2 separate regions of the Homo sapiens genome follow, and region 2 is linked to region 1. Evidence: chromatin loops called from intact Hi-C (ENCODE). Cell type or tissue: endothelial cell of umbilical vein. All regions are shown on one strand. Links, peaks and the distances in the headings refer to the core of each region. The heading gives the core; the rest is flanking DNA. Region 1 holds the start of LOC105369483 (a long non-coding RNA gene). Region 2 has its middle 93 kb from the start of LINC02715.

What was found. A loop is a pair of places that touch in the nucleus more often than their neighbours do. Peaks named below come from ENCODE experiments on the same cell type or tissue, not always from the same donor. Only the 100,000 strongest peaks of a DNase experiment are listed, where the experiment ranks them.
Region 2: it touches region 1 in a loop (2.8-fold over the local background); 2 of 110 quality-filtered maps call a loop at or near these places.

What each region holds. Positions count from the first base shown.
Region 1 is chr11:109,855,752-109,872,355 of GRCh38, reverse strand. It overlaps LOC105369483 (a long non-coding RNA gene), which reads left to right and starts at 11,769. Exons shown (of 3, transcript XR_948003.3): 1 at 11,769-11,850; 2 at 11,971-12,141; 3 at 12,223-12,797. RefSeq lists enhancers at 7,865-8,014, 7,599-8,242, 11,708-12,907. In endothelial cell of umbilical vein, for the core only: no CTCF peak of the experiment used is centred there; no DNase peak of the experiment used is centred there.
Region 2 is chr11:109,908,792-109,925,395 of GRCh38, reverse strand. No RefSeq gene overlaps it. Among named protein-coding and RNA genes, the nearest start is that of LINC02715, 93 kb to the right of the region's middle. In endothelial cell of umbilical vein, for the core only: no CTCF peak of the experiment used is centred there; a DNase peak (open chromatin) is centred at 10,405; H3K27ac peaks cover 1,823 bases.

The DNA of each region.
Region 1 (16,604 bases), core at 4,298-12,297:
TATTTTCACGTATTTTATCTTTTTGGATGTTATTGTAAATGTGATTGTTTTCTTGATGTTTTTGGATAGTTCATTGTTAGCAGATAGGACTACAACTGTTTTTTGTATGCTGATTTTTTATCTTGTGACTTTAGTAAATTTGTTTTTTAGTTCTAACAATTGTTTGGTGTAGGCTTTAGAGTTTTCTATATATAAGGCTTTGTCATCTGCAAACAGATAAAATTTTCTTCTCTTTTTCTGATTTGGATATCTTTTATTTTTTATTTTTCTTGCTCAATTGCCCTGGTTAGGACTTTCAGTACTATAGTAACTAAAAGTGGTGAGAGTGGACATCCATGTCTTGTTCATAACATAAAAGAAAAAGCTTTCAGCTTTTCACCATTGAGTACAATATTAGATGTGGGCTTGTCCTATATGGCCTTTATATGGCCTTTATAATGTTGAGATATGTTCCTTTTATACCTGATTTGTTGTAAGTTTTTTTAATCAGGAACAATTTTTATTGAAACAGATATAAATAGACCACTAAGAATCCCAAGATATTTAGGAAATATAAAAACATAAAAGATCTCTTCTTACCACCCACAAAAAGAAAAATAAAACCAGAAATGAATAACCCTAGAGGATTTAGAGCAAATTGTGAGAATAGGTGGAAACTTCAAACAAACAAATGATGGATCTAACAGAGGAGCTCAGTGAAAAGGCACTTGTGAAATAGGCTGAGTCCATATAGAACAGAAATATGGAGGGCACTGCAAGGTAGGTCATTGGAATAAAGGGTGTATGATGGAATAGATAATAGAGTGAGTTTGAGAAACCCTGGAAACTGATTAAGGCACAGAAGGCAAGAAGAAAAGGTAAGGGTGTTAGGAACTTCAATAAAAATCAACCAACCAACCAATCAACCAACCAACCAACCAATCAACCAACCAACCAACCAACCAACCAACCAACCAACCAACCAATCTATTAGGTTGGTGTAAAAGTAATTGTGGTTTTTGCCGTTACTGTTTTTTTTTTTTTGAGACAGAGTCTTGCTCTGTCGCCAAGGCTGGAGTGCGGTGGTATGATCTCAGCTCACTGTAACCTCTGCCTCCTGGGTTCCAAAAATTTTCCTGCCTCAGGCTTCCAAGTAGCCACCAAGCCCGGCTAATTTTTTTATTTTTAGTAGAGACGGGGTTTCACTATGTTGGCCAAGCTGGTCTCGAACTCCTGACCTTGTGATGTGATTCACCCACCTTGGCCTCCAAAGTGCTGGGATTACAGGTGTCAGCCACTGTGCCTGGCAGGTTTTTGCCATTACTTTTAACTGCAAACTAAAAGTAATGGCAATTACTTTTGCCCCAACCTAATATATAAGACAGATATGATTCATATCTGTAGCAAACTAAGTGTGAATTTAGCAATTGATGAGTATGAAGCAGAAGAATCTTTTTGAACTAAATCTCAGGATTATTCTCCAAGTGTCAAAGTGGCTATGGCATTAAGATCTGAGAGAAGGAAGAATACTTCCAGCATGCCCAGTGCTCCTAAAGATAACAATACTTACCTGATTACTATAATGCAAACACTGTTTACTGGTATTCAACTTTTGCAATAATCCCGTTAAAAAAACATAGATTTTACCATCATAACTACTTTTAGCTTGGACCACATACAAGTGAAACTAGAGTTGATAGATGTTAGGAGGTAAAAGAGAGTGGAAGGCGAGAGGAAGAGAGAATCACTAATATCTCCAGTTCCAAAATAGGGAGCCGAAAGAAATTGTCTGTTTGAGTAATAAATGGAGATTTAAGTCTGAGGTTGTAGAGGCAATCAGTGGGAGGAACTGAGAACAGCGATGCAACTGTATTGTGAGGGAAAGGGTAGAGGCGGTGGGAGGTGGTACAAGTGAGCTATCATTTATCTCTTACAGCAGGAAGTTACAAATAATTGGTAGAGATGATACAGCATGAAATAGTGGTTTAAGCATACTATGTAGGGCTTCATAGGTAACTACCAGAGACTCATTTAAAAGAAGCTCCCTCTAGGGAGCGGGAGCACAGATGGCGATGGGTGAACCAAATACATGATGTTTTTCCATTATAAGCTTGCGGTGATAAATAATTTATGTATGTATATATAAATTTTGTATCCGGAGGAAATTTCTGAACGATTTTTGCTTCCAACCTATAAAGAGGAGCACAAATACCTCTATCATTTGCTGGCATGGGGATAGGAATCTTTTCTGTGCAATGATGCAAACTCTACTAATTTAGTTTTAGGGGTGGCTGTAGAGAAAACCCTTGTTTATTAAAGTGGAGGGGAAAATTCCACCTCAGTTTCTTCAGGCTATCTTTTCAAAATTAAAACAAATTATGGTAACTACATATAGCATAGAATTAGCCATTTTAAACACTTTTATGTGTAAAATTCAGTGACATTAATTACATTTAAAATGTCGTGCAACCATCACCCCTATTTCCAAAAATTTTCATCATTCCAAATAGAAACTGTGAAGGTTAAATAATAACTCCCCATTTCTTGCTCCCTCCAGCTCCTTGTAACCTTCATTCTACAATCTGTCTTTGTGAATTTGCCTATTCTAGATATGTCATGTGAGTGGAGTCATACAGTATTTGACCTTTGGTGTCTGGCTTATTTCACTTGTCTTGAGGCTATCTTTTGACAGTTCTCTGAAGCCATCTTAGGCCAATAGCAAGATGTGACAGGCATGGAAAATATGAATGTAAAGTATTTTGTTCAATAGCAAATTTTGGTGCTACCAGAAAAAATATGTATTCTATCCTAAAGTGATAACGGCTATTGAATTTTCTAGAACCCAGGACTGGTGACTGTACCCAAGCTTTCTCTTCCTGGGTCAGTACAGCAGAGAAGCACATTTTGTTAGAGTGGAGAAGAAAGTTATATGAAATCTGATGTCTGTCAAAGATCACTGCTACAAGACTGCCAACACTGGAAAGGGTCAGGAACCATGCTTCAAAAGGCAGCCTGACACACAGTGTTGACTTCTTTCATCATTTGAGACAGATATGGTTGTTGGGTGAACAATTTAATAAGACAAATTGCCCAAATTTTACTTTACCACATAGGCATGACTGGCACATATGCCCCGAAAGGACATTTTGTTTTTGCCAGAGGAATTACTGTCCTTTATCTGCACCCTGATATTATTTTCTTTATGCATTGCATTTCTTTCTAGAATGTCATTCTCTGAGTATGTTTGTAGGGCAATGAATATGTGTGCAATGACGTGAGTTACAACATACCTAAGGAGATTAAACCATCTCTTATTATTTGTATTGATTTTCCATTACCAACTAAAATCTGTTTCAAGGGTATAACAATTGTAGTTAAATTCAACAAAGGACTGATAATGAGTGGATTATTTTTCATGCTTTCTTGAGTCCTGTCACTATTGACAGATACCCTAGAATGCAGATATGCAATGAAATGCTAAAATGTCAGCATTTCATTAAAAATAAACTTCTGGAGATAAAAGGGTGACTACTTAGTATACCCCAAAGCACAGAGAGCACCAGTATATTTGCAAGAATGTCCCCAGAGAGCTCAAGAGCAAAGCGTTTTCATGGATTGATTCACCTTTTCAACCTCTGCAAAGACGCAAAAAGGAGAATCTTAAATTTCTCAGAGGTGACCATTCCTATGAGGGAATTGTGGCTATAATGTAGCTTTCAAACTGAATTGGTAAGTGGGAGCTCTGATGTCACAAAGTAACAGACATGAAGGACATATGAAGTGTGTGTCTGTGTGTGAGTGCATGCATGTGTGTGTGTGTGTGTGTGTTGGGATAATGGAAGAAGAGTTGTTAAGAGAGTTGCTCTATTCTGAAAACTGGTGGAGCATACCCTACAATGACACCATACAGGAGTTATGCTGTTGGGCTGTTTTGAAGAGGACATTCATTAATGGAAATACCAGTAGGAAGCCAGGGATGAAGATGGTAACGGGCCTTAAAAAGCAAGAAAGGAGAAGTAAGCAATGGGGCTGTGAAAAAGAGGCTAAGTTTGTACCAGACATGTGGATTGTACTGGTCAGTTCAGTTCAAGGAAAGTAGAGACGGGAGGAATGAGGAGTAGGAGTGGGGCTGGAGGTGGAGAAAAGCCCTGCAAGATCAACACTCTCAAAACGGCTTGACAGTTGCAGGGGGTTAGGACAAAGGTTCTCAGTGGGCCACACAAAAATGCCTGAGGTAAGTGGAATTGGTCAGTTACTTACGTGTGTCTGAAGGTTAGCAAAACATGATTAGTTATGAAAGGGATCGATTTGGTGACAGCCTAAGATTGCTGACTTATAGCTCATTGGAGAATATGCATGAGGAAAGTTTGTGCTTGCCATGTGTTCATGCCCTCTCACAAAGCATGCTTCAGGACCATGTGTCTAGAACTGTTTTATTTGCTTTTCTGGTGACAGGTCAGAGAAAAGCAGAACAATATAACCTGACTGCCTATGTGTTGCTGGTCTCAGGGGACATTAGTGCCACCTCATGTAGCAGCTGTGACCAAGGGGACAGAAGTCCATTGGCCTTACAGGATCTGAAATAGAGGTTTTACGATGATTTGACTTTTCTTATCCTTTTCACCTTCATGGCTTGTAACCAAATGTAACTCCCTGCTTGCAGGCATCTGGTGTCTTGGTGGGTTTAGGGGGTTTAAGGGACTCAGGGGAATCAGAACAGTGTAATATTGCTGCCCGGGCTAGCCTGACCTACTCATGATCTAGGTAGTGTCAGCGGGCGTGGTGGTGGGCGCCTGTAGTCCCAGCTACTTGGGAGGCTGAAGCAGGAGAATGGTGTGAACCCACGAGGCGGAGCTTGCAGTGAGCTGAGATTGCGCCACTGTACTCCAGCCTGGGCGACAGAGCGAGACTCGTCTCCAAAAAAAAAAAAAAAAAGATCTAGGTAGTGTCTCAGGCCAAAAAACTTGGGGGCCATGCATGTGTCTCTTCCCTTCCTCTCATATCCCACAACCAACCTGTCAGGAAACTGTGTTGGCTCCATCCTCAGAATACATCCAGAATCCAGCCACATCTCAGCACTGTCATGGCAAGCCCACTGGCTCTAGTCACCTTCGCCTCCAGCCTGGGCTGCTCTCACAGCCTTCTGACCAGCCTGCCCCTGCTGCCCTCATGCCTGACTGCCTTGTCTCAACTTCTCTGTCCAAAGCCCTCCAAAGGCCTCCATCTCCCTCAGCATGAAGTCCATGTGATCCACAGGCCCCACACAATTTGACCCCACAACTCTCGGGCCTCCTTGACTCTTCACCTGTTCATTCCATCCACTCCAGCCACACTGGCCTTTTTGCAGGCAGGCCCGCTTTGCTCTTGCCTCTGTGCTCTTACTCCCTCTATCCTTCTTGTACCCACATGGCCATGCCACTCACTTCCTCACCTCTTCTGTGTCTTTGCTGACATGACACCTTCTCAGGCCTTCCCTGGCCATCCTATTTAACATATACCCTGTCCCCCATCATGTCCTCTCTCTCTTTTCCCTGCTTTCCTATTCTCCATTGCATGAATCACCATCTGCTGTACATTTTCTTATTTAATCTGTTGTCCATCTCCCCTGATAGGATGCAGACTCTTTGGGAGCAGGGATTTTTGGATGCTCCTAAAGAGTACTGCCTATAATAGTACCTGAAATATAGTAGGACTCTACATATTTGCTGAGTAGATGAATGAACGTACCTTATTTTCTACTCCTGAGACCAGGGCCTGGCTGTGTTCTAATAAGTGTGTTCCTGATCCAGATCCTGTGTCCGAGGTCCTTGTCTTCATAGCTTAACCTGCCCCCAGCCCTCAATGACTTGGGCTTGTTTTTCTCTGTTATCATTGCTCTTCCACCCCACCCAGCACTGAAGTCTGTTCTTGAGCTTCAGTCCTGTGAAATGGGGGCTACCACTTTCTACCAGTGCTCTCCGAGGCTGACTGCTGGTCTGCCTGCCAAAGCCACTCTATCTGGTCTGCTCTTAGGGTTTCTCTTGTCCTCCTCTGCTGACTGGCATGGTGCTCCTATTATTGCTTCCCACACTTCTTTGTGCTTAGGGAGAGGACGGCCTGTCCTCTGTTAACGTGCTTTCCAGGTATTTTTCTCCAGCACTGTGATTCCCTCATCATCTCCCCAGTTTGCAGCACACACATTGTCGTATTTTACATTCAGATTAAACTATTGACTCACCATCTCACCTATTGTGACAAGTTTCTCTTACCTCATCGGTATCTGGTCCCATGATAATGAAAAAGTTCTTAGTCAATCCAAAGATTCAGGTCAAGGAAAGAAAACCAGAAATTGGCTTAGCCAAGTAGGAAGTCTGATTGTCACTGCCACATGGTGTCACTATTGAAACACTGGCAACCTGGCATGCTGGTGCTGCCCTTGTCTGCTGGCAGTACAGAGGTAGTTTCCTGGAGCTGAGTAGGTGGTGTGCCACTGCTGATATCTAGAAATCTGGGATCCTGGGGAAGTCTCGTCCACTGAGCTAAGATGTCAGCTGCTGCTGACACCCCTGGAAGAAGAGCTGGAAGAGAAAGTCCTGCTCTCTGTGTCAGCCTCCGCTGCTGCCCCTGCACACCAGTGTGGGTTTGACTCCTGTCACTACCCAGCGGGGCCCTGCTCATGAGTTCATGCACATGCACATATGCACATCCAGACACATTTTCCAGCAGATGTGGATGTCTCACCTCAAACAAGTTAGTTCCTAAGTGGTTTCTGCACTGCCTGGAACCAGCCTCTTCCCTAAGCTCCAAGTTTGGATCCTGAGAGTCCAGGAAATCATTCTCTTTCCTTCGTCTAAAGTCTGCTTCATTTTATATCTCAGGACAAATGACATTTCTTTTAGAGAAAAATTCCATCTTCTTACACATACAGTTAGGTCCATGTTCCAGGTACTCACTTCACCCAGTTGGAGAGGTGCACTTTTTAGATTGCCCCAAACTTCCTGCTCTGACTCTTATATATTTAGCTCTTTTGTTCCTGCCTCAGCCACAGGATATGACAGAGCTTGACTTTGATGGAAAAGGAAACCCAAAGGGAGTACTGTAAATTTATGCCATGCTATAGGGGCAACAAAGAAAGAGCAAGAGAGCTGATAGTTCTCACCTATTTATTAACGCTACAAATAATCATGACAATAGTTACCATCCATTAAGCAATGAATGTGTCTGGCATTTTTAGGTGTATTATCTCATTCAACCCTTACAACAATCTTGAAAGACAGATATTATAAAAGGAATGTAGAGATGAGAAATCTGAAATGCAAAGAAATGAAGTAACTCAAAGCACAAAGCCATCTGCAACAGAGCCAGTATCTAAACTTAGGTCTTTCAGACTCTAAAGCTTGGAGTCTTGCCAATGTACTACACTTACTCCCTCGTGATTGAGTAATTATTGAGAGTCTTAGGTTCATGACTGTTGAGGGATACATACATTGTTGGTTGTTTCCAGCCTCCTTGACTGCTGCTGAAACCCTTTACCTACCATTCTAAATGGTTTCATCCTTTTGGTTTTGGGAGGGTGTGTTTCGTTAGTGTCTCCTTTCCATTTAGAGGCCTTATTTCAACTTACTCCTTTATTAGTGTGGAGTGAGATTGTTTTCTGATTCACTCTTTCATATTCCAGATGAAGGAAAAGAGGGAGAAGAAACCAGCTGCCTGGAAGACTGACCCTCTGAGATGCTCTGGAGCCGTGCAGTTGTTCTCACTGGCAGATCAGTCCTGTCCCTCCAATAAAAGAGAGGGTGATCTTGGTGTGAGATGTTCTCTTTTGAAGTGTGATCAAAGCTTTGAGCTCAGGGATTGCTTAGCAAGGTGGAATTCTTTCTTTCTCTTGAGAGTTTAAATGACCTCTGTAATTGATAGGCATCGTAGTCACAAAATGAAGTTTTGAAGTGGAGAAGATAAAAGGTCACTACCTTGGAAAATAGTGAGAATTTCTTTCCTTTGGTGTTGCCTTCATTTCACACTTGATAATTCTGTAAGGTTCTGATTGTCACCCTGCAGCAGTTTCCATATGACTCAGAAAAAGCCCCCAGGCTCTTGCTACCCAGCTTGAGATCATTAAAATGCTTGAGTGAACTTTGGAGTTCCTGTCTGTTGAATAGAGATGACACTGACCAGAGAGGGAAACTTACGTAGGAGGTGTGTCTGGGTCAGGCATCAAAATGCTGTGGAATTGTCTCAAAAGAGAAACACTAACATTTTGCAATGCTTTCATAGGGGCATATTCAAGAATTCCAAAGCTTCTTGAATTTGACATGTTTTTTCTTGATTTGCCTTAAGTATTTCCACATAAAAATTACTTGATGATATATTTGAGCTTTTGATATCTTACAGCACATCTCAGGAAGGTGGGAAAATACCCAAATTAGGAGAAATAAGCAAAGTTTCTTAACCTTTAAGCGAGAATTTGCAAAGAGTTTTGTTTTGTTTTATTTTCTGAAATGAAAGCAGGAAAAAAAAAATCAAATGATGGAGAGTCTGAAGTTCCTAATCCTGAAAGCCTCTACCCACATGACCCCTAAAGGCCTTCAGAGTTCTGATGTCGTGAAAATGACTCTAACAGCCTTCATACTTAACTATGTGATTCTTATTCCTCTTTCTGACTGAATCAATTCATTCATTTTGGCTTACCTCTTTTTGAGGATAATGGTGTGGAACTAAAACATTTTTCATTTACTAAATGGATTTTACTTGAAATATGTACTCCATTAATTTTCCCAATAATATATAGGTCATACTATTAATTACTGAATGTCGTGGGATGTCTTGCTTTGGTGATAAACTAGATACATAAGTGTTTATTATCATTTCTAAGTAGCTGTTCTTCAAACTCTTCAATAATTCCAATACTAACTTTCCTTCTTAATTATGCTAGAAGAGGTAGAGCAGAAAGCTATGGATTTATTATTAGGAATTAAAATTTAGAGTCTAGAGATTCTCAAATCCATTTTCTATAATAAACTAAAATTGATAGAACAAGGTAGTTCACTAATACAAATGAGGACTGTCAGCATTCCAATTTCTGGCTAAAATTCAAAGGACTAAAACATTTCAAAAAGGCAGTGGAGTTTATTCCAATGTAATAAAAATAAATCCTTTCTCTAAAGAATGAGAACATTAAACATCTGTGATGCTTGCTGGAATTCTGGATTTAAGTCTATAAGACTATGACAGGGATCATAAACTCAAATGTCTACAGGGCCAGGTCAGAAATATTCATCTTGGCTTGTGAGAATGGAGGTGAACCAGAGTTCTCATACCATCAGAAGGGGCAGCTGCAACTTGGCTTTTGCCGGTTGTTATCATTCGGAAATGTGAATCTGGCCTTGTTAAAGCTTTCACCTCTTTAAGAGAAGCCATAAATCCAGATTTGTATGAGAAAGTTCTTGTATCCTTGGCCTAGACTTTCACAGGACACGTTATTTTATCTTTGATATTATCTCTGCATCTCAAATAGCTATTACCAGGGAAACAATAGTGTCTAACATTGGCTACATGAGTCAATAATCTGAACTTCCTCCAAGGCAGCCAATAGAGAGGGAATTATTATTCAATTGATTAATTTTGTTATAAAATAAACTCTTTTAAAAACAATCTAACACAAATTATGAATGAACATAATTACATAATTAAACAATATAAAAAACCACCTAACCACGAATTGCTAACCTTCAGTAATATACATACACACACACATATATATAGGGGATTGTATATGAAGCAAAGTCCAATGATATACATAGAATTTCTTGGTTAAATGTCATTGCCATTAATCATTACTCTTAGTTTTCTCTATGAGGACAGCAGAAACCTTGAACTCATCATAGACATAGAGGACTCAAAGCCAAATCTCAGCCCTTGATTTTGATACTTTTAGACTCAAGGTCTCTTTAGTTGCAAAGATTATAAGGCCTTCTCTTTTGCCTTTGATTCCTCTGTAGTGGGATAGATCTGTTTACAAAATATCCTCATCAATGTGAAGGTTCTTATAAACTTAATTAAATGCACTTGCGTACGTGTTTAAATTAACCTCATCTATATGCTCCAAATTTCTAACTCCTATAACCTTAATGAGTCACTTAATTTCTTCATGCCTAAACCCTAACATGAGGGTTCTGGCCTTGTAAATTTCCAAGGCTCTCTCCACCATTTTGGCTGATGCACTACATATGTTCTTTGGCTTTCTGGCCCATCCTCTGATTAGGATTTAGTTACATCATTTTTATACTTTGGTGACTCTAACAACTCTGATATGTCTTCCTAATCACTGTGGTTTGTGTGCTCTTCTTCCTCCTCCTTCATGTGCCCAATGAATTGCTCATTTATACCTGTGCGTTAGGACTCACTAGCCTGTGCAGGATGTGTGTGTATGTGAGAGAGAGAGAGAATGAGAGAGACAGTGTGTCTAATCTTGGAACTCTTAAAAAATAAGGATGGCATATTTTATCTTATATTCCCAGCATGTAATACAGTTCTTGGAACACAGTAGGCATGCAATTAATAAACAAACTCTCAAACTAGTGTTTCTGATTTTTTTTTTTTCTGAGACAGAGTCTCCCTCTGTCGCTCAGGCTGGAGTGCAATGGTGCGATCCTGGCTCACTGCAACCTCCACCTCCTGGGTTCAAGCAATTCTCATGCCTCAGCCTCCCAAGTAGCTGGGGCTATAGGCAAATGCCACCACACCCAGCTAATTTTTGTAATTTTAGTAGAGATGGGTTTTCTCCACATTGGCCAGGCTGGTCTCGAACTCCTTACCTCAAGTGATCCACCCGCCTTGGCCTCCCAAAGTGCTGGGCTTATAGGCGTGAGCCACTGCACCCGGCTATGTTCCTGATTTTATCACAATTTTTTTTCTCAGCATAGTTTTAAAACACATTTTAAACAAAACACAACTTAACTTTGAAAAGATTGGTTTTTTCAAAATATCTAAGATCCAAATCATTATAAAAAATAATGAGTTATACTGACAGATATTTTGGTTCCTCATTTGGGTTCTACAGTATACATACACCCTATATACATACATGTATATATTTCACAGATATTTTTGAATGTTGATGACAGTGATTAGGACAATAGTGAAGGCCAAATTTATAGTCCTAACCTAATTGTTCAGTCTTTCTGTTTGTGTCTTAGAGACTAATGGCATACAAACCAGTATGCTCTTCTTTAAATTTCTTGTCTAGTTCAGTGTGGTATCTTGCTTGGGAACTGTTATGTAAGTGCAGAACAGGTTCAGGATATGGCAGATTGTGGTTATTCTTTACAAAACTTAAGGTTATACAATTTTAAACACGGGAGGTTCTTGGACATGTGAGGAATGTTCCTATTTGCTGCAGAGATATTACCCAAGAAAAGAAACCACCTTTAGTCCAAACATTATTTAAATTGCATTTAGAGACACCACAGCCAATTCATCCTATGCAGAAAAACCCCCTAGGAAGAATATTTATGTTGCAGCTTTTATGTTTTTTAGCTTTATGTGGTTAATAAATATATATAAAGAAGCATATTCAAGGGTGGAACATCAATTTATATAGCATGTAACATAAGTTTATATTACTAAGAAAAAGAGTTTTATTTAACTTAACAATGGTGACTTGTGATCATAGTGCAGAACTGATTAGATTGTCTCTTCACAAGGAAATCTGGATCTAGAACCTAGAACCTGGAGTGCTCTTGCCAGGTTCTGTTGACCCAAATGCCTGAGGTTATCACATTAAATGGAATTAGAAAGCTCTGGATCTGCAATTTAAATCTTCAGGATTTGTGTCTTTATTACTAAGTCCATTATTCCAATATACTGGTCAGAAGAGTGAACCAGGAAACAGAGGTAGAAATACTATTTATTGTTTTGGGGCAACAACCACTTAATTACCCAAGAGTAGGCAAAGGAAACTTTGACTTTAGGAATCACCAGAAATTGTATCTGGGTCATTTGTCTTCTCTACAGGGGACGGTCTTTTATGCGGCAGCAGGGAAAGAGCTGGTTGCCTGATGATACTTAACCATTGGGATTGTTGAGAAGCAATTTTTCAGCTTGCAGATCCTAAGGAAGCAGCTCCAACTCAGATCCTTCCTCATCATTGTTTCTCATCAGGACTGGACGATTCTGCCCATGCAGGTTTTTGGCATCTATAGATCAAGTTTTTGGAAGGTGCAGAATTTCTGTAGATTAGAAGTTTTTCTGTTGCTGTCATTGCAGGAGAATGGAAAGAATGCTGGGGAAAAGTAAAAGCAGAGCCTGGTGCCCCATGAATCCCTTCTGAATTCTCTTGAAGGATATAGGCTACTCCTGAGGCTGGATGCCTGATAGCTCCTGGAAGGAGCCTCATCTTATTTCCCAGAGTCATTGGTGAGAAGACTAGACTCTGCTTCCTTCTCTCACGTGTTTAGAGATCAGTCTTTAAAATAGCTTGGTCAGATGAAAGATTGTTCTTTGGAGGACTCACAGATAAGTGCTTAATAACATGCCCCTACAAAATGTAGAAATCAATAGTGATTTCTATTTAAATAAAGATATCTCCTGTACTCTACAATAAATTGTATTTAGGTCATTCAATTTAATTAAAATTCAAGATATTCAAAGGCCAATTCTTTTTCTCAAAAGCCTTTAGAGGCCTTCTTTAAAGATGTCCATAAAGTTGAGCTCACAGACCCATACAACCTTTTGTTTAAACATAGTCTCAGAGTTGCTCTTAGTCACCGCCTTGAACTTTTATCTTAGTGTATTGTGAATGAGCAGTGTCAGGGATTCTGGCCTTCAGTGAGACCGCTATGGCCTTGGTCATCACCATGATTGATTCTGCAGTGAGTCAGTTTCCATTATGATTCAGGATTGAACCATTTCTTTTGAGGAGGTAAATGAACTCTTCCTGCATCCCCCTGGATACTAATTATCTGGCAGGAGTTAGCCACAGAAATTAAAATCAAATTCTTAGAAAAAAAGACATCTAAAAGGAGGAAGATTCTGCTCAAATTCATTGGAATAAAGAGAATGTATAAGCAAAAGTCTCCTTGATTTAAAGGAAACCAAAGGGTGCTCTCTCTCTAAGCTATTACTCTTGTCGTCTCCATCCACCTCACAGATTCCTTTCCTCCTCCCCTCCTTTCCTGGGTCCTCCCTGCCTGTACTCCATCTCCCTGAATTTGCTCTGTTTATTTCACACTCAGTCTTTGTTATTCACCTAAAAAATTAGTAAGGAACTCATGTTTTTTCTCTCATCTGGAAATCTTCTCTCTTTGATTAAAGGCAATGATTTTGAAATCAGATAGAACTGATTCTATCAGTTCGAATCCTAATGTTTCCTCTTACTAATCTTGGCACATTCTATAAGTTTTTGTTTTAACCACTCCAAGTTTCATTTCTCTCAACAGTAAAATGGGGCTAATTATGTCTCAAAGGATTGTTGTAGAGATTCAGTGAGATAGTGTATGGAAAAGAAGTCTCCAATAACATTGTTTTGAATAATATCCTACCTTTTTTTTTCTGTTTTACTTCATTCATGAGGTTTTTTTTTTTTTTAACCACTTTATTGACATTGTTTTAACCATCTTCTCAATTGCCATAGGAATTTCTCTCAGTGCTCACTTAACATTAACAGCACAGAGGTGGTTTTGGTACCGTGGAGAGGGCACTGGGTCGGGAGTCCTATCATCTGGATTGGATTCCTGACTCTGCCATGTACTAGCTAGACACTGGGTGAGTCCCTTAATCTTTTGAGGCCTGATTTTCTTGCATAAGAATAAGCAGTGCTTACCATATTAGATTTTTTATTAAATAAGGTAATTTCTACTGATGGCTTAATCTGTGCTAAGTCCTAAATTCATTGCACGCATCAATCTCATTTAAAGTTTGAAACAACCCTCTGAGTTAGTTACCCATATTATCACTGTTGTGTTGATGAGGAAGCTGAGGCTTAGAGAGATTAGGTTACTTGCAGGGGTAGAGGTGGGATCTGAGGCCAAGACTGGCTGACACCAGACACGTGCCTGTTGAATACCTAAATACCACAGCATGTTATTCCTGGAAGGGCTTTCTCTTCTCCCAAGAGTGGCACCAGTGAAGGACCTTGAATGTTGTTATGCACTCGACACTGTTGAAATGTGTCATGTATCTACTTTATCTCCTCAGTGAGGTTGTAAACTTCTTTAGGGCCTATGGTGTGTTTTTGTCTTTCGTTCATTTTCTTTTTCCCAGTACCTAGCAGAAGATTGAATTATAATATGCATTTAATAAATTTCCTATTGATTTAACTGTGTGCTCTTACCTTTCTCTCCTCCTAAGAACTGTGTTGAAGGCTTTTGTGTTCAGACAATTCAGTAATGTCTGAATTTAGTTGTCAACAATAACAACACAATAATGATAACAACATTATAGTTAAGAATTCCCAAACACTTACAGCACAGGCAGTTTATGTGGATAATGTCATTTACCCCCTCAGCAATCCTAAACATGACATGTTATATAATTGACCCATTTTATAGATGAGAAAACTGAGTCTTAGAACAATGACATAATGTGCCTAATGTCACAGAACTAGTGAAAGGTGAAGCTCAGATGCTCTGATATGAAACCAGTACCTAGTTCTAGAGCCAAGACTCTTCACTTTTTAAAAACAGGCATTAAATGGGCATAACATTGCCTGACCACTTTCTAAATTTTTGCTTTACAAAACTAGTTACTGTTTGCTACTGAAATGCTTTTTGTAAATATGGTTTTTTATTGTGGTAAAATATACAATACATAAAATTTACCATTTTAATAATTTTTAAGTGTACCATTTCAGTGGCCTTAAATACATTCACATTTTTATGTAGCTGTCACCACCATTTATCTCCAGAACTTTTTCATCGTCTCAAACTATACGGACCCTACCCACTCAATAACAACTTCCCATTCACCCAAGTCTGTATAAGTATTTTCTTCCAAGGTATACACTTGACCATTTCGACTCTTGAGGAGAGGTCTGAAAACTTTGATAATACAGGCCTTTGCAAAATCTGCACCTCTCTATCTTATTCAGCATAGTCCTAGGCCTTGTGACTTTCTCAGTCCTTTATTTCTTATATGATATCAGCAGACCTTGGGTCAGAAAGGTCTTTGGTGATAGATAGCCTGTCCTCTCTGAATCAGCTCTTTTGCAGATTTTTCCTATCTTCAGGACTTGTTCATTTTTCTTCTGTTGCAGCCATATCCCCACGACGTGGGCCCACAATTCTGAGTCACCAGCTTTACTTGTGTCAAAGAAAGTATGATGACAAAGGGAAACTGCTGTATTTATTATTTGCCATAAACTGTGTGCTGACTTGCTCAGAGAGGGAGAATCCCTATATTTTGGGCAGAAAATTCCAGTGTCATCCAAAGCTCAATAATGGGTAGAGTTGAAATGAAACAATCTGGCTAGATGTACTAGAAATAATCCATGTGTATACACAATGAGTTTGTAGAGGGTAATTGACAGACTTTAAGGGCCCTGGTTCTGTTGCCCTTTCACAGATATTCTTCTGGTTGTGGATAGTAGGACATTATTCATCCTGACCAACCCAGTTTATGAAACAACATGGATACAGAGCCAGAGACCACCCTTGTTTCAGGCTTCATGCTATTCAATGTCCTTGTGATAGTCATTGTCACCATATCTCTAAAACAGAGATGATGTCCACAGCAAGGTCATTGGTGGTGGCCATGTAAAGTAGGCCTTATTAACACAATGCCTATATGGATGCAGATACAATTATAGATTATTTTTTTTTCTTTCAGTTTCTAAGCTGATAGAGACCATATTTTTATTTTTCTTAATGGATATAATCTCTCAAAAATTAACTTTTCTTCATTTTTCCACAACCTTCTGGCATCTATATCTGCTTTCACATATGCTATAAATCCCAGGCCTTTTGAACAGGTATATCTTTTTTTGTGTGTGCTTTGCTGAAATCACATTTTTAAGAAATTGAAGGTTTGTAGTAACCCTTTATCCAACGAGTCTACTGGGGCCATTTCCCCAACATCCTGTGCTCACTTCTTGTCTCTGTGTCACGGTTTGGAAATTCTTGCAATATTTTAAATTTTAAATTATTATTATATCTGTTATGGTGATCTATGATCAAGGATCTTTGATATTACTGTTATAATTATCTTGGGGGGCCACGAATCATGCCCACATAAGACAGTTAACTTCATCGATAAATGTTTGTGTTCTGACTGCTCCACAGAACAGCTTTTTCCCCATCTCTTTCCATCTATGCCCCTTTCCTCAGGCCTCCCTATTTCCTGAGACACAGAAATACTGAAATTAGACCAATTAATAATCCTACATTGGCCTCTAAGTGTTCAAGGGGAAGGAAGAGTTGCACGTTGCTCACTTTAAATCAAAAGCTAGAAATGATTAAGCTTAGTGAGAACGGCAGGTTGAAAGCTGAGACAGGCCAAAAGCTAGGCCTGTTTCACCCAACAGCCAAGTTGTGACAACAAAGAAAAAGTTACTGAAGAGAATTAAAATTGCTACTTCCATAAACACACGAGTAATAAGAGTGTGAAACAGTCTTATTGCTGATATGGAGAAAGTTTTGGTGGTCTGGATAGAA
Region 2 (16,604 bases), core at 5,847-13,846, 51 kb before region 1:
AAAACAATTAGTAGCACTTCTATACATTACTAGTGAACTATCTGAAAAAGAAATCAAGAAAACAACTCCATTTACAATAGCTCCAAAAAATAAAATACTTAGGAACAGATTTAAGAAGTAAAAGATCTTTACACTGAAAACTGTAAAACATTGGTGAAAGAAATTGAAGAAGGCACAAATAAATGGAAAGATATCCTGTGTCCATGGATGGGAAGAATTAATATTGTTAAAATGTCCATATTACCCTAAGTAATCTACAGATTCAATGAAATCCCTATCAAAATGCCAATAACATTTGTCACAGAAATAAATAATCCTAAAATTTGTATGAAACCACAAAAGACCCCGATTGCCAAAGCAATCCTGAGCAAAAAGAATAAATCTGGACACATCACTCTATCTGACTTCAAAATATACTACAAAGCTATAGTAATCAGAACAGTTTGGTACTGGCATAAAAACAAGACACATGAACCAAAAAAAACAGAATAGAGAGCATAGAAATAAATCCACAATTTTGATGGGAGACTCTTTACTACTGATTACATCTCCTTATTTATTATTGGTCTGTTCAGATTTTTTATTTCTCCATAATGCAGTATGTAATATCTCTTTTTTCATTTCTGATTTTACTTGAGTCTTCTCTCTTTTCTTATTCTATCTAAAGGTTTGTTGATTTTGTTTATCTTTTCAAAAAAGAAACTCCTAGTTTTGTTGATCTTTTCTCATTTTTCTAGTTGTTTCATTGATTTCTGCTTTGATTTTTGTTATTTTATTCCGTGTATGTGTGCATTTTTTTTTTTTTTTTTGAGACAGAGTCTTGCTTTATCACCCAGGATGGAGTGCAGGGGCATGATCTCAGCTCACTGCAACCTCCACCTCCTGGGTTCAAGTGATTCTCATGCCACAGCCTCCCAAGTAGCTGGGACTACAGGCACGTGCCACCATGCCCAGCTAATTTTTGTATTTCTTGGTAGAGATGGGGTTTTGCCATGTTGGCCAGGCTGGTCTTGACTCCCGGTCTCAAGTTATCTGCCTGCCTCAGCCTCCCAAAGTGCTGGGATTACAGCCATGAGCCACCACACCCGGCCTTTTCCTTCCATTAACTTTGAGCTTAGTTTGTTCTTGTTTTTCTTAGTTCCTTGAGGTGCAATGGTAGTGTATTTGAGATTTTTCTTCTTACGTATTTATTTGTTGCTATAAACTTTCTCTTAGAACTGCTTTGCCGTATCCCACAGGTTTTGATATGTTGTGTTTCCATTTTCATTTGTCCCCACAATTTTAAAATTTCTTTAACATTTTTTCATTAAAATTGTTCAGGAGTATGTTGTTTAATTTCCACATATTTGTGAGTTTTCAGAAATTGCTCCTCTTATTGATTTCTAGTTTTATACGGTTATGGTTAGAAAAGATACTTGATATGATTTCATCTTCTTAAATTTGTCAAGAATAGTTTTGTAGCCTAACATATGATCAAACCTGGAGGATGTTCCATATCCAGTGGAGAGGAATGTATTCTATAGCTGTTGGATGGAATGTTTTGAATGGCTTTGTCTGGTAGTTCATATATCTCAATTTCAATAAAAAGCCACTGTCTTCTTATTTTGTCCATTTAGTGATGCTATGTTTTCCTGATTGTTCTTGATTCTGTGGTTGAGTGTTGATGTCTGAGTATTTGAAAGACTAGGTCCTTATTCCAATTTTTACAGACTGGTTTTGTCTAGGAAGGCCCTGTAGCAGGTATGGTGCTGGGGCACACTAGAAGTTCAAGGTAGCTGCAGCTGGCACAGTGCTGCCAGAAGCCTAGGGCCTGTTTGGCAGGTGTGGCACTTGGGCAGGCCAGAAGCCTGGGTTAGATACGGCCAGCATGGCAATGGAATGTGCCTGAAGCCTAGGGACCACTGAAGCCTACCTGATGCTGAGGGCTGTCTGGAGCCCAGGGCCACTGATGTTGGCCGGCTGTTGTGTGGTCTGGGGTTAGAGTTTGTCATAAGCTTGAAGCTTATGTCTATGTAGTTCAGCCTGGCATTTTAGTGAGTCTTTAGGCTCAATCCATGGGTACTGGTTTGAAATATGAAACTGTGGGGGTCTGCCTGGTGCTGAGTTTTACTACAATAGGCCCAGCGTTGGGGTTCAAGGCAGTCTTGTGCTCACTGCCCTCTCTTTTACCCAGTGGACAGTGTCTCTCTCTTTCTCTCTCTCTATGCTGTATTGCCTGGGGTTAGGCGGGGGTGATGGAGATAATGTGTAAGTGTCCCATTTGCCTTCTTCAATACATCTTTTCTTATTATTTTGCTACAACCAGGTTCTGTCATCTCCCATTTCTTTGTTTGTTTTTTCTCTCTTGTGAAGGCATTTTTATGCTTGGATAGTTGTTCCAATTGAAATTTCTGCAGGGGGATAATTGCTGGAAAATCCTTTTCCACCATCTTTCTCTGTATCTATCAACAATAAATTTGAATGTGAATGGTCTCAACAGACAAATTAAAAGAAAGAGATTGTCAAGATGGATCAACAAGCAAAACCCAATTACATGTTGGATACAAAACCCCCACTTTAATATAAAGGCATATTATAGATTAAAGAGATGAAGAGGCTGGGCATGGTGGCTCATGTCTGTGATCCCAGCACTTTGAAAGGCCAATGTGGGAAGATCACTTAAGGCCAGGAGTTCTAGAACAGCCTGGCCAACATGGAGTGAAGCCCCATACCTAGTAAAAATACAAACATTAGCTGGGTGTGGTGGTGAGCAACTCTAATCCCAGCTACTCAGGAGGCTGAGGCAGGAGAATCCCTTGAACCTGGGAGGCAGAGGTTGCAGTGAGCCAACATTGCTCTCCATTGCACTCCAGCCTGGGCAACAGAGTGAGACTCTGTCTCAAAAAAAAAAAAAAAAAAAAAAAGTAAGGAGATGAAGAAAGATATGCCTTGCTGACACTAACCAAAAGAAAGCTGATGTAGCTGTGTTAACTTCAGACAAAGCAGTCTTCAGATTAAGAAATATTATCAGGAATTAAAAGGGACATCACATAATTATAAAGAGGTCAAAACTTCATTAAGACATAACAATTCTTAATGTGTATGTGCCTAACAACAGAACATTAAAATACATAAGGCAAAAACTGATAGAACTGCAAGGAGTAATCGATAAATCCATGATTATAGTTGGAGAGTTCAACACCCCTCTATTAGAAATGAACAGATCCAACATGCAGAAAATCAGTAATGGCACAGTTAAACTCAACAACACCGTCAATCAACTGGACAAAATTGACAGCTATTGACTATTTCATCCAAAAACAGCAGAATATACATTTTTCCAAGCTCATATGGAACAACCAACAAGATAGAATACATTCTGGATCATAAAATATAACTTAAAACAATAGAAATTATAAAATGTCTTCTCTCAAACCATGGTGGAATTAAACTAGAAATCAATAACAGAAAGATAAAAAATCCCCAAATACTTGGAGATTATACAACACACTTCTGAATAACACATAGGTCAAAGAAGAAATCTCAAAAGAATTTAAAAAATACTTTGAACTAACTACAAATGAAAACATATCTTACCAAAATTTGTGAAGTACAGCGAAAGCAGTGCTCAGAGGGAGAGTTATAGCGTTGTATGCATGTATTAGAAAAGAAAGATGTAAAATCAATCATCTGAGCTTCCACCTTAGGAAAGTAGAAAAAGAAGAGCAAATTAAATCCAAAGTGAGCAGAATAAAAGAAATAAGAAAAATTATAGTAGAAATCAATGAAATTGCAAACAGAAAATTAATAGAGAAAATCAACCAACCCAAAAGCTGTTTCTTTGAAAAGATCAATAAAATTGATAAGCCTCTAGCCAGGCTTACTAAGCAAAAAGGAAAGAAGACGCAAATTACTAATGTCAGAAATAATAGAAGGGACACCAATACAGATCCCACACATATTAAAAAGATAGTAAAGGAATATTACAAACAACTATAACCCCATAATATGATAATCTAGATGAGACAGACCCAATTTCTTGAACAATACAATCTGCCAAACTTGCACAAGAAGAACTATATGACAGGAATAGGCCTATATTTTTATTAAAGAAACTGGATCAATAATTAACAACCTTCCAAAACAGAAAGCTTCATGTCCCTATGGGTTCACTGGTGAATTCTATCAAACATTTAAGCAAGATATCATGTCGTTTTTCTGAAATCTCTTCTAGAAGGAGCAGAGGGAATACTTCTTAACTTATTCTATGAAGCCAGCATTACCCTAATACCAAAGTCAGAAAAACATTGCAAGAAAGAAAACTACAGACCAATATCTCTCATGAACATAGATAAAAAAATCCTCAATGAAATATTAGCAAGTCAAATCCAACAAGGTTAAAAAAAAATTGTACACCACAACCAGTTGGGTTTACTCCAGGTATGCAGAGCTGGTTCAACTTTGGCAGATCTATTAATGTAATCCATCACAGGAATAAGCCAAAGAAAAAAAATACATGATTATATCACCCATTTATGATACAATATCCATTTATAATAAAAACTCTCAGCAAACTAGGAATAGAAGGAAACTTCCTCAACTTAATAAAGGCCATCTATAAAATGTTTACAGCTAACGTCATACTTAGTGGAGAGAAACTGGAAGCTTTTCTGTTAAGATCAGGAGCAAGACAAGGGTGTCTCTTCTCACCACTCCTTTTTAACATTGTCCTGGAGATACTAATTAATGGAATAAGACAATAACATAAAATAAAAGGTGTTCTAATTGGGAAGGAAAAAAATAAAACTGCCTTTGTTCACGATAATGTGGTCATCTATGTAGAAGATTGGAAAAAATTAAAAAAAACCTTCTGGAAGTAATAAGCAGCTAGAGCAAGGTTGCAGTATACAAAGTTAACATACAAAAGTCAATCACTTCCTGATATAGCAACAATGAACAAGTAGAATTTGAAATTTAAAATACAGTGCCACTTATTTTAACTCCCTAAATAATGAAATCATTAGATTTAAATCTGACAAAATATGCACAAGATCTATGTGAGGAAAATGACAAAACTCTGATGAAAGAAACCTAACAAGAACAAAAAAATGGAGACATACTGTATTTGTGAATAGGAAGACTCAATATTGACAAGATGCTAGTTCTTCCCACCTTTATCTACAGATTTAATGAAATCTCAATAAAAATCCCAGTAAGTTATTTTGTGGATATTGACAAACTGATTCTTAAGTTTATATAGAGAGCCAAAGGACCAATAATAGCCCAAAATTAAAGGAGAAGAAGGTGGAAGACTGACACTATCCAACTCCAAGACCTCTTATAAAGCTACACTCATCAAGACAGTGTGATATTGGTAAAAGAACAGATAAATAGATCAATGGAACATAATAGAGAGCACAAAAATATACCCACATAAATAATCTTTGACCTTTGACAAAAAAGCAAAGGCAATACAATGTAGCAAAGATAGTCTTTTCAAAAAAAGATGCTGTAACATCTGGATATCTGCATGCAAAACAAACAAACCAACAAAAAACCCAAATTACTAATCTAGATACAGACTTTACACTCTTCACAATAATTAAATCAAAATAAATTATATACCTAAATTAAAATGGAAACAATGAAACTTCTAAAAGGTAACATAGGAGAAAATCTATGTGACCTTGGTGCTATGGTCTGAGTGTTTGTGCCCTCCAAAATTTATATGTTGAAACCTAGTAACTGACATGATGGTATTAGGAGGTGGGACCTTTGGGAAGTGATTCAGTGATGGGGGCAGGGTCCTCACAAATGAGATTAGCACCCTTAAAAAAGAAGTCCCAGAGACCTGTCTCATTCCTTTTGCTATGTGAGAACAAAGCAAGAAAGCACCATTTGGGAGTCTGGAAGTGGGCCCTATCCAGACACTGGATGGCTGGCCCATTGATTTTCAAGATCAAGGGATCCCCAGAACTCTAAGAAATAAATTTCTATTGTTTGTTAGCCAATTAGTTTATGGTATTTTGTTACGGTAACCTGAATGAACTAAGACACTTGGGTATGGTGATGACTTTTTGGTCACAACACCAAAGACACCATTCAGGAGAGTAATTATTGATAAGTGGGATTTCATTAAAACCAAAAATTCTAGTTCTATGAAAGACCAAAAAAGAATAAGAGACAAGAGAATAAGAAACAAGCCACAGACTAGGAGAAAATATTTGCAAAAGGCTTATTTGATAGAGGGTATCTAAAATGTACTTAGAACTCTTAAGACTTAACAAAAAGAAAATGAACAACCTGATTCATAAATTACAAAAGTTCTAAACACACACTTCACCAAAGAAGGTATACAGATGGCAGAGAAGCATACAAAAAAAATCAACATCATACGTCATTAGGAAATTGCAAATGAAACAACACTGAGATACCACTACACACCTAGTAGAATGGCCAAAATTTGAAACACCAACAACATCAATGCTGGTCGGTGAGGATGTGGAGCAATAAGAGTGCTCATTCATTTTGGAGCAGAATGCAAAATAGTACAGGCACTCTGAAAGACAGTTTGGCAGCTTCTTACAAAGCTAAACATACTCTTACTGTATTATCCAGCAATCACACTCCTTAATGCTTACCCAAATAAACTGTAAACATTTCTACACCAAAACCTGAAGACTAGTGTTTATAACAGCTTTATTCATAATTGTCAAAAGCTGGAAGTAACCAAGATGTCCTTCAGTAGACAAATAAACTATGGTACATCCAGATAATGGAGTATTATTCAGCATGAAAAGATAGGAGCTATAAAGCCATGAAAAGCCATGGAGGAAATGTAAATGCATATTACTAAGTGAAAGAAGCCAATCTGCACAGGCTACATACTATATGATTCCAAATATATAACATTCTGGAAAAGGCAAAACTATAGAGACAATAAAAGATGAGGAAAAGAGGGAGAGAAGGATGTATAGGCAAAGCACAGAGGACTTTTAGGGAGGTGAGACTGCTCTGTATGATACTACAGTGATTGATGCACGTCCTTATAAATTCATTTACACCCATAGAATGTACAACACCTAGTGTGAACCGTAATGTGAACTATGGACTTTGGGTGATAATAATGTGTAGGTTCACCAATTATAACAAATGTACAACCGTGGTGGGGAATTTTGATCATGAGGGATGTTATGTGTATGTGGGGGGAGTATATGGGATATCTCTGTGTAGTTTGCTCAAGTTTGCTGTGAACCGAAAACTGCTCTAAAAGTAAAGTTTATTTTTTTTAAAGCAACAGGCTAACATCCAATTAAAAAAAATTGAAGCGTTTTTTGGCCTAGACTTAGGTAGGAAAGAAGAGATAAGTTCACTCAGTACATATAAACTGTAAACAAGAATTCTTGCTGCTTGAAAATACTCATCATTGACTTTACCTGTGCATACAAGAAAACTGACAAAATGCTAAGGCTTACCTGCATGATTAGTGGATATTTTCCTTGTTCAGCAAAAGGCCAGTAAAAAATATTTCTGACTGAGCTGCAACATGAAAACAATTTACCACCTCATCACTCTTAAACAAAAGGTTCAATTCAAAGTGTGTTCAATCCTGACATATACCATATGCCTGAGAATGATCACTGAATAGAAACATGGATGTGAGGATAATAATGCATATGTATGGTAACCAATAAATATTTCAATGAGGTTTGTTTATTCTGCAGTAGCGGGGTTTGAATAATTCAGGTATTTTGATTCCCAATCCCATCTATTTTCTTTTTAAACCATAGAGTCTAGGTCAAGTATTGGCCTGTTACCTAACTGGTGGAAGCACTCAATGAACATTTCCTGGAGAAATGTGAATGTTTTGAAATGGGCTGATCAATATATCTCCAGAACTGTCCAGGCAAGGGATGCATTGATCAAGTGATAAAGCGGGACACACTGGAATCTGCTTGCCATCACTTGGATCATCACTTGGTTCTTAAGATCATTTATCTCCTTTCCCCAGTGAGTCTATAGTAACCTTGCTTTTAGGCCAGCAGACACTAAGATCATTCTGCTACCTGGTGGTGCTATGTCTCACCTGGACTATTACAATATTGTCCTAATCTATCATCGTCTAGTCTTACCCCATTTTATTCCATCCTGCATGTCCCTCTAGAGTTACTTTTAAGAAATACAAACTTGTCACATCACTTTGTATGCATAAAACCTACTGCCTGCAGGACAAATTCCAAGTTCTTTAGCATGAAGTACAAAGTCTTTCACAATTTAACCATGGTTTACATTTTGAACTTTTTCTCCCTTTCCTTTCGGTGTGGAATTCCAAATGCTCTGTAATTTCTAACCCACCCATTGTGCAGGGCAAAAACCCTGGAGTATCTTCAACTCCTTCCTTTCTCTCACATCCCATTTCCAATCCATCAGCAAATCCTAATGGCTCTACCTTCAAAATATACCATAAATTTGAGCATTTTAGCCATATATACTCATACTATCCTGGTTCAGTTTAACATGATCTGTTGGATAGATTATTGGAATACTTTGTAACTGGTTTCCCTGATGTCTATGTATCACAGAGTAGGATAGTGATCCTCTTAAAACCTAAATCAGGTCACATCACTCCTGTCCTCAAAGCCCTCCAGTGACTTCTTGTCTCACTTGGAAGGAAGCTCAGAGTCCTCACCAGGGTCCTAGATCACCTACTACTTCCCCACTCATTTGCTGTGCCGCAGCCACTTTTCCTGCTCTCAGGAGCTTTGCACGCACTATCGATCTCCTCTTTCTGAAAATGCCTTCCCCGGGTATCCACACAGCTGACTATCTCATTTATTTCAGGTTTCACCTCGAATGTCACCTTATTAATGAGGTCTTCCCTATTCAATGTATACAAAATAGTATCTCCTCGTTTACACTCTTTAACCTGCTTCATTTTTCCCCATAGCATTTAACAACATCAAATATGTTTACTTATATGTTACCAGGCCCCACATTAAAATATAAATTCCACTGGGCATGGTGGCTCACGCCACATAATCCCAGCACTTTGAGAGACTGAGGTGGGTGAATCACCTGATGTCAGGAGTTTGAGATCAACCTGACCAACATGGTGAACCTCCATCTCTACTAAAAATACAAAAATTTGCCGGGTGTGGTGGCACATGCCTCTAAGTCCCAGCCACTTGGGAGGCTGAGGCACGAGAATCACTCGAACCCCAAAGGTGGAGGTTACAGTGAGTCAAGATTGCACCACTGCACTCCAGCCTGGGCAACAGAGCAAGACTCCATCTCAAATAAATAAATAAATTCCTTTAGGGATGACTTTATCTACTTTGCTTATTTTGGCATCCTTAATTTCTAGAACAGTGCCTAGCACAAACTAAGGACTCATTAAAATATTTCTTGCCTTAATCGAAGTGATTGAGGGACAGTTTTGCTTCTTTCCTCATGTTAAGACTAGATTGTTGAGCTCAGTTTCTTTTGGATAACTACTGAGTAATTTGCTCTAAGTAAAATATTATCTGAGCTGAGATTTTACAGGGGTATTTATATTTCTAATAATACTGATACCATATATAGGACATTGGAGAATGCTATATTTTTATAGTAACTGCATCTTTATTATTTTATTTGGCCCTCATAACACAATATAGAAGGTATTAATGTTATCACTTCCATTTTTTCTTAGGTTAGAAAACCGATGCTTTACTAAGATGCAAAATGTCAGTACTTTAAAGATAAGGAAACAGTAATCTACAGAAAATATGGATTCGACCATGACCCTAGTGTAGCCTGGAAAAGAAAAAAACAGAGAGATAATATAATCTTTTGATATTTTACAGTCAGTCTATGGAAGGACAAACAATTCCAACCAATGGAGTGAGAAATATTTTTGAAAAATTATATCCATCCCAAAATAGAACAAGCCACCTTGAGAGTGACTCATCAATGGAAGTGTTGCAACAATGACTAGACTATTAGTTTCAGGCCAAACTTGTCACAGAACGAATGCCATACAGAAAACTCTAGGTATTCTTTAAACCCAATGATCTATGAATCCATAAACTGTATCATACTTCATGCTCCAAAGAGTATTTCAGATCCTTTAGTGATGGAAAAAGAACCGTTATGAAAAAGAGTGAAATAAATCACTGTCTCTTGCATAGCTCCCTTCTGTATCTCAGGTAGCTTGTAAGAAGCAGCCCTGTTACAAATTTCAAGTAAAGAGCCTGAGGGCTTAACAATGAAATCAAAGAAGGGACATTAGACCAGGCAATACCAGCTGCTATAGCGGCAGGAGAACAAGCTCCACGAATTTCCTTGATACAAACAGTCCAGTTCTGTGCTTAACCTCTGCACCAGCTGCCCAGAGTGAGGGAACAGTGTCAGAACTAGCAGAGTCTATTGTTGACAAAAGGAAACTGGTGGTAGAAGGTCAGATGCAAGTAAGAGATGGTGTTTTCACATCCTGGGAATTGAGCTGTTGTTTAGAAGTGAGTTTGATAGAAATCATTTTTCCTTTCCTGGCTGATCTGCAGCCAAGCATGTGGGTCAGAAATTTCAAACAGATAAACAAGGGTCTCACCCTAAAGCACTCTCAAGAAAGCTTGTTTAGTCAGCTACATAATGTTTGAGATAAATTTAAAAACTACTGTTTTGTTGACCCTGAACTAATTTTGTTTAAATGATGCTTGAAACTAAGATCTGGGCTAAGGAATGGGGGATTGAAATGGAATGCTTAACCAGTGGCATATGAAAGGATAATTTTTTATCTCATTGAGTTTATAGTACATTTATAAATAGAAAACATTGCATTAACCACATAAAAGAAATTATGAAAGCAGTTGTCATGAATATCCAAAGGGAAAGCTCAATATTTTTCAAGTTCTTCAGTAAGGGAGCTTTAAAGTCAGTAAATTACTATGGCGTATCAAGAGACAGCTTGTCTAAGAGATAGTTGTCTATCGTTTGTTGTCAAATCTAATTTCTTTGTGAAAGATCTCCCCACCTCCTATCTGTGTGCTTTACTCTTGCTTTAGGACCTCTGCTGGCTTCCTCTTCATTTTTGAACAAAGCTCTGACTCCAGTATGGTGTAGAAAACCCTTCACACTGAGCTCTGTTAGGTAACTCTAAGCGCCAGCATTGTGCCACTCTACAGGCTCCACAGCAGAATTCCATTTCCTGAACCTGCTAGACTGGTTTCAGCACTCGCTCTTACTCATTTTTACTCTGCCTACTCGGAATGCTCTCTCTTCGCTTCTTCATCCCAGCAAGCTCCTTTCCATCCTGAAACTTGCAGGTAGTGGTGGTAAGGGAATGAACCCTTTCTGAAGTCTTGCCCATCCTCAGATGAACTTACAATTCTCTGTAAACCAATGGGATTTCTCATCTTTACTGCTACGCTGTTATAGTCTTGATGAACATCTTTATGGTTCATAATGAATTACTAATTAAAATGAATGTATCCTGACCATCTTTACACTCTCACTAATGATGCAGTTTAATACAGTGGCACTGGAGCCAGGCTCCCTGTACATTTTTTAAAGGCTGCTCTACTTACTAGTGGATGTATTTGGGCAATTATCTAATCTTCATAGAAAGTGTTTAGAATAAGGCCTGGTTCATGTACTCAGTACACTTTAGCTATTATTTATATGTCCCAAGACTGGCACGTTCTTGATGTTTAATAATCATAACCACAAACACTTACTAAGCACTTGGTATGTGGTCATGTTAAGTACCTTTTTACTTTTTATTCTGTGGGTACATAGTAGGTGTATATGTTAAGTACCTTTCATGTAATGCCTCATGAATTCACACGGCCAGGGCCAAGACTAGAGCGAGGGGCTAGCAAGGCATCTAAGGGCAGAAAATTTAAGGAAGTGCTCAATGTTGGGGTTGAGCAAGTGACCTCTGCTGAGCCTACACTGCATGGTCTTGAGAATGACAACCTCCGTAACTTATCTAACACCTTTATTGAGATATTTATATACTATATACTATAAATCAATTTATATACTATACAATCCATTTATTTCAAGTGTACAATTCAGTGGCTTTTAGTATATTCACGGGGTGGTGTGACCATCACAATCAATTTTGGAACATTTTCATCACCCTCGCAAGACCCTGTACACAGTCAGTCCTCTCTTACCTTCAATCTCCCCGGCTCTAGGCAACCACGAATCTACTCTTTGTTTCTATAGATTTGCCTCTTCTAGACATTTTATATAAATATGCCTTATGTGGTTCTTTGTGACTCGCTTCTTTCACTTAGCATATTGTTTCCAAGGTTCACCCATGTTGTGGCATCTCTCAGTACTTCCTATTTTTAATTGCTGAATGGTATTCCATTGAAGGGATATACCACATTTTACTTATCTATTCTCCAGTTGATGAATACTTGTTATAGCTTTAATTAGTGCTAACATTTAGCTTATGATATATTGGAGTTAATTTTTTTATTGTGGTAAGAACACTTAACACTATGTACTTGGGTTGTTTCCACTTGTTGACTACTATGAGCAATGTTGCTATGAGCATCTGAGTGGGTATGTTTTCATTTCTCTTGAGTATATACTTAGGAGTGAAGTTATTGGGTCAAATGGTAACTCTGTGTTTGACATTTTGAGTAACTGTCAGATTATTTTCCTAAGTGGTTGCACCATTTTACACTGCCACCATCTGGGTTCCAAATTCTTCACACTTTCCTCAACACTTTCCCTTTCCATCATTTGGGTTATAGCCACCCTAGTGCGTGTAAAGTGCTGTCTTACTGTGGTTTTGACTTGCATTTATATTTTCATGTGATTATTTGTCATTTGTATATCTTCTTTGGAGAAATGTCTATTTAGATATTTTGCCCATTTTTAAATTGGGTTATTTATGTTTTCATTATTGAGTTGTGTTTCTTTTATATGTTCTAGATAAAAGTATCTTATCAGATATATTATTTGCAAATATTTCCTCCCATTCTGAAGGTGTATTTTTATTTTTATTTTTCAAATAATGCCTTTTGGAGCAGAAAAGTCTTTGATTTTGATGAAGCCAAGTTTATCTTTTTCTTCTTTTTTCAATTGTGCTTTTGGTGTTGTATCTAAGAAAGCCTTGCCTAACCCCTGGTCATGAAGATTTACTCTTTTTTTTTGAGATGGAGTCTCACTCTGTCACCCAGGCTGAAGTGTGGTGGCACGATCTTGGCTCACTGCAACCTCGGCCTCCAGGGTTCAAGTGATCCTCCTACTCCAGCCTCTCGAGTAGCTGGGACTACAGGCGCCTGCCACCATGCCCCGCTAATTTTTTGTATTTTTAATAGAGACGGGCCTTCACCATATTGGCCAGGCTGGTCTCAAACTCCTGACCTTGTGATCCGCCCACCACAGCCTCCCAAAGTGCTGGGATTACAGGCCCGAAGATTTACTCTTATGTATTCTTTTAAGAGTGTTATTGCTTTAGTTAGTGCTAACATTTAGGCTTATGACATATTGGAGTTAATTTTTTTTTATTGTGGTAAGAAGACTTAACATGAGATCCACTCTCTTGACAACATTTTTAAAGTGTATAATGCAGTATTGCTAACTATTGACATAATGTTATACAACATATCTCTGGAATTTATTAATCTTGAGTAACTGAAATCTTATGCCGTTGAACAGCAACTCCTTATTTCTTCCTCCCCTCAGCCCTTGGCAACCACTATTATACTTCCTGCTTGTATGAGTTTGACTAATTTAGATACTTCCTAAAAGTACACAAATGTACTATTAGTGTTTTTGTGGCTGGCTTACTTCACTTAGCGTAATGTTCTTAAGGCTCATCTATGTTGCTATATATGGCAGAATTTCCTTCTTTGTTAAGGTGAATAATATTTCATTCTGTGTTTATAACACTTTAAAAATCTACTCCTCTGTTGATGGACATTTAGGTTGTTTCCACATTTTGACTTTTGTGAATAATGCTGCAATGTATTATGGGAGTACAATATCTCTTATAGAGCCTATTTCAATTCTTTCAATTTTTTTCAATTCTTTTGGATAAGTACTCAAAAGTTGGACTGCTGGATCACATGATAGTTCTATTTTTAATCTTTTGAGGAAACTTCATACTGTTTATCATGGCAACTGCACCATTTTACATTATCCAAAATAGTTTACAGGGGTTCCAGTTTCTCCATGTCTTCACTAACACTTGTTATCTTTTGTTTCTAGTTTTTGATAAAAGTCATTTTAATAAGTGTGAGGTGTTAGCTATCTGATTCTGGTTTTCATTTGTATTTCCCTGGTGATTAAAGATGTTGAACATTTTTTCATGTACTTGTTAGTCATTTATATGTCTTTAGAAAAATGTTTATTTATGTCCTTTGTCAATTTTTGAATCAGGTTTTTAGTTTTTTTTTTAAACTATTGAGTTGTAGAAGTTCCTTATATATTTTGGATATTAACCCATTCATAGATATGTGGTTTGCAAATATTTTCTCCCATTTTGTATGTGATCCCTTCACTCTGTTGATTACTTCATTTGCTGTGCAGAAGCTTTTTAGTTTAATGTAGTCTCACTTGTTTATTCTTTGTTGACTGCACTTGTTTATTCTTTGTTGACTGTGCTTTTGGTGTTATATCCTTGAAACCATTGCCAAGACCAATGTCATGACGATTTTCCCTTGTGTGTTTTTTTCTTTCTAGAACTTTTACAGTTTGGGGTCTTAAATGTAAGTCTTAAATCCATTTTGAGTTTATTTTTGTGTATGGTCTAATATAAAGGTCCGATTTCATTATTGTGCATGTAAATATCCAGTTTTCCCAAACGCCATTTATTGAAGAGACAATTATTACCCTGTCATATATTCTTGACACTCATGTTGAATATCAATTGACTCTATATGTGTGGATTTATTGCTGAGTTCTCTATTCTGTTCCATTGTTCTGTCTTGATGCCAGTACTAGTACAAATAGATTTGTAATGTATTTTGATATGATGCTCCAATTCTGATATTATACTTTGATATGATACTCCAGCTTTGTTCTTTTTTTTTTCTCAAGATTGTTCTAGTTCCTTTGTGGTTTTATATGAATTTTAGGATTTTTTTTCTATTTCTGTAAAAAAGTCAGTTGATTTCAAAAGAAGACATACAAATGTCCAACAGGTATAAGAAAAAAATGCTCAGTGTCTCTAATAATCTGGGAAATGCAAATCAAAGCTACCATGAAATATTCTCAGCCCAGTTAAAATGACTGTTAACAAAAAGACAAAAAATAATGGGTGCTGGTGAGAATATGGAGAAAGGTGAGGGCTTTTATACAGTTGTTGGGAATGTGAAGAAAATGCAGCCACTATGGAAAATTGTATGGAGAGTCCTCAAAAACTTAAAATAGAACTACCATATGATCCAGCAATCCTACTGCTGAGTATATATCCAAAAGAAGGGAAAGCAGTATGTCGAAAAGACATCTGCATTCTCATGTTTATTACAGCGCTATTTACCATAGCCAAGATATGGAATCAACCTAAGTATTCATCAACAGATGAATGCACAAAGAAAATGTGATACATACAACAATGAAATATATTATTCAAGCATAAAAATAATGATGTCTTGTAATTTGCAGCAACATGAATGGAACTGGAGGTCATTATGGTACATGAAATAAGCCAGGCACAGAAAGATAAATATCACATACTCTCACTCATACGTGAGAGCTAAAAAAATGGATCTCATGGAGATAGAGAGTACAATATTGAATACCAGAGGCTAGAAAGTGGGGAGGATGAAGAGAGGTTGACTAATGGGTCCAAAAATACAGTTAGGGCCAGGTGCACTGGCTAACGCCTGTAATCCCAGCACTTTGGAAGGCCAAGGCTGGTGGATTCCTTGAGCTCAGGAGTTCGAGATAAGCATAGGCAACATGACAAAACCTTGTCTCTACAAAAACATACAAAAATTAGCTGGAAATTGTGGTGCACAGCTGTAGTCCCAGCTACTTGAGAGGGTGAGGTGGGAGGATGGCTTGAGCCTGGGAGGTGGAGGTTGCAGTGAGCTAAGATTGCACCACTGTACTCCAGCCTGGGTGACAGAGCAAGACTTTGTCTTAAGAAACACATGTACACACAAACGAACAAAGAAAAAAGAAACAAAACCAAAAATATAGTTAGATAGAAGGAGTAAGTTATAATATTTGATAGTACAATAAGGAGAGTTTAGTTAATAATTGATTGTATATTTCAAAATAGCTAAAAGAAAAATAAACAAAAACAAAAGAAAAACCAAAAAATAGCTAGAAGAGAATAATTGAAAATAATAACACAAAGAAAAGATAAATGTTTGAGGTGATGGATATCCCAATTGCCCTGATTTGATCATTACATATTGTATACATGTATCAAAATATCACATACACCCCAAAAATATATACAATTATATATCAACTTAAAAAATTCATTTGGGATTTGTATAGGGATTGCATTGACTCTGTAGATAACTTTGGGTAGTATGAACGTTTAACAATTTTAAGTCTTGTAATTCATGTACGTGGAATGTCTTTCCATTTATTTGTGTCTTCTTTAATTTGTTTCAACAGTGAATTGTAGTTTTCAGTGTATGTCTTTCACCTCCTTGGTTAAATTT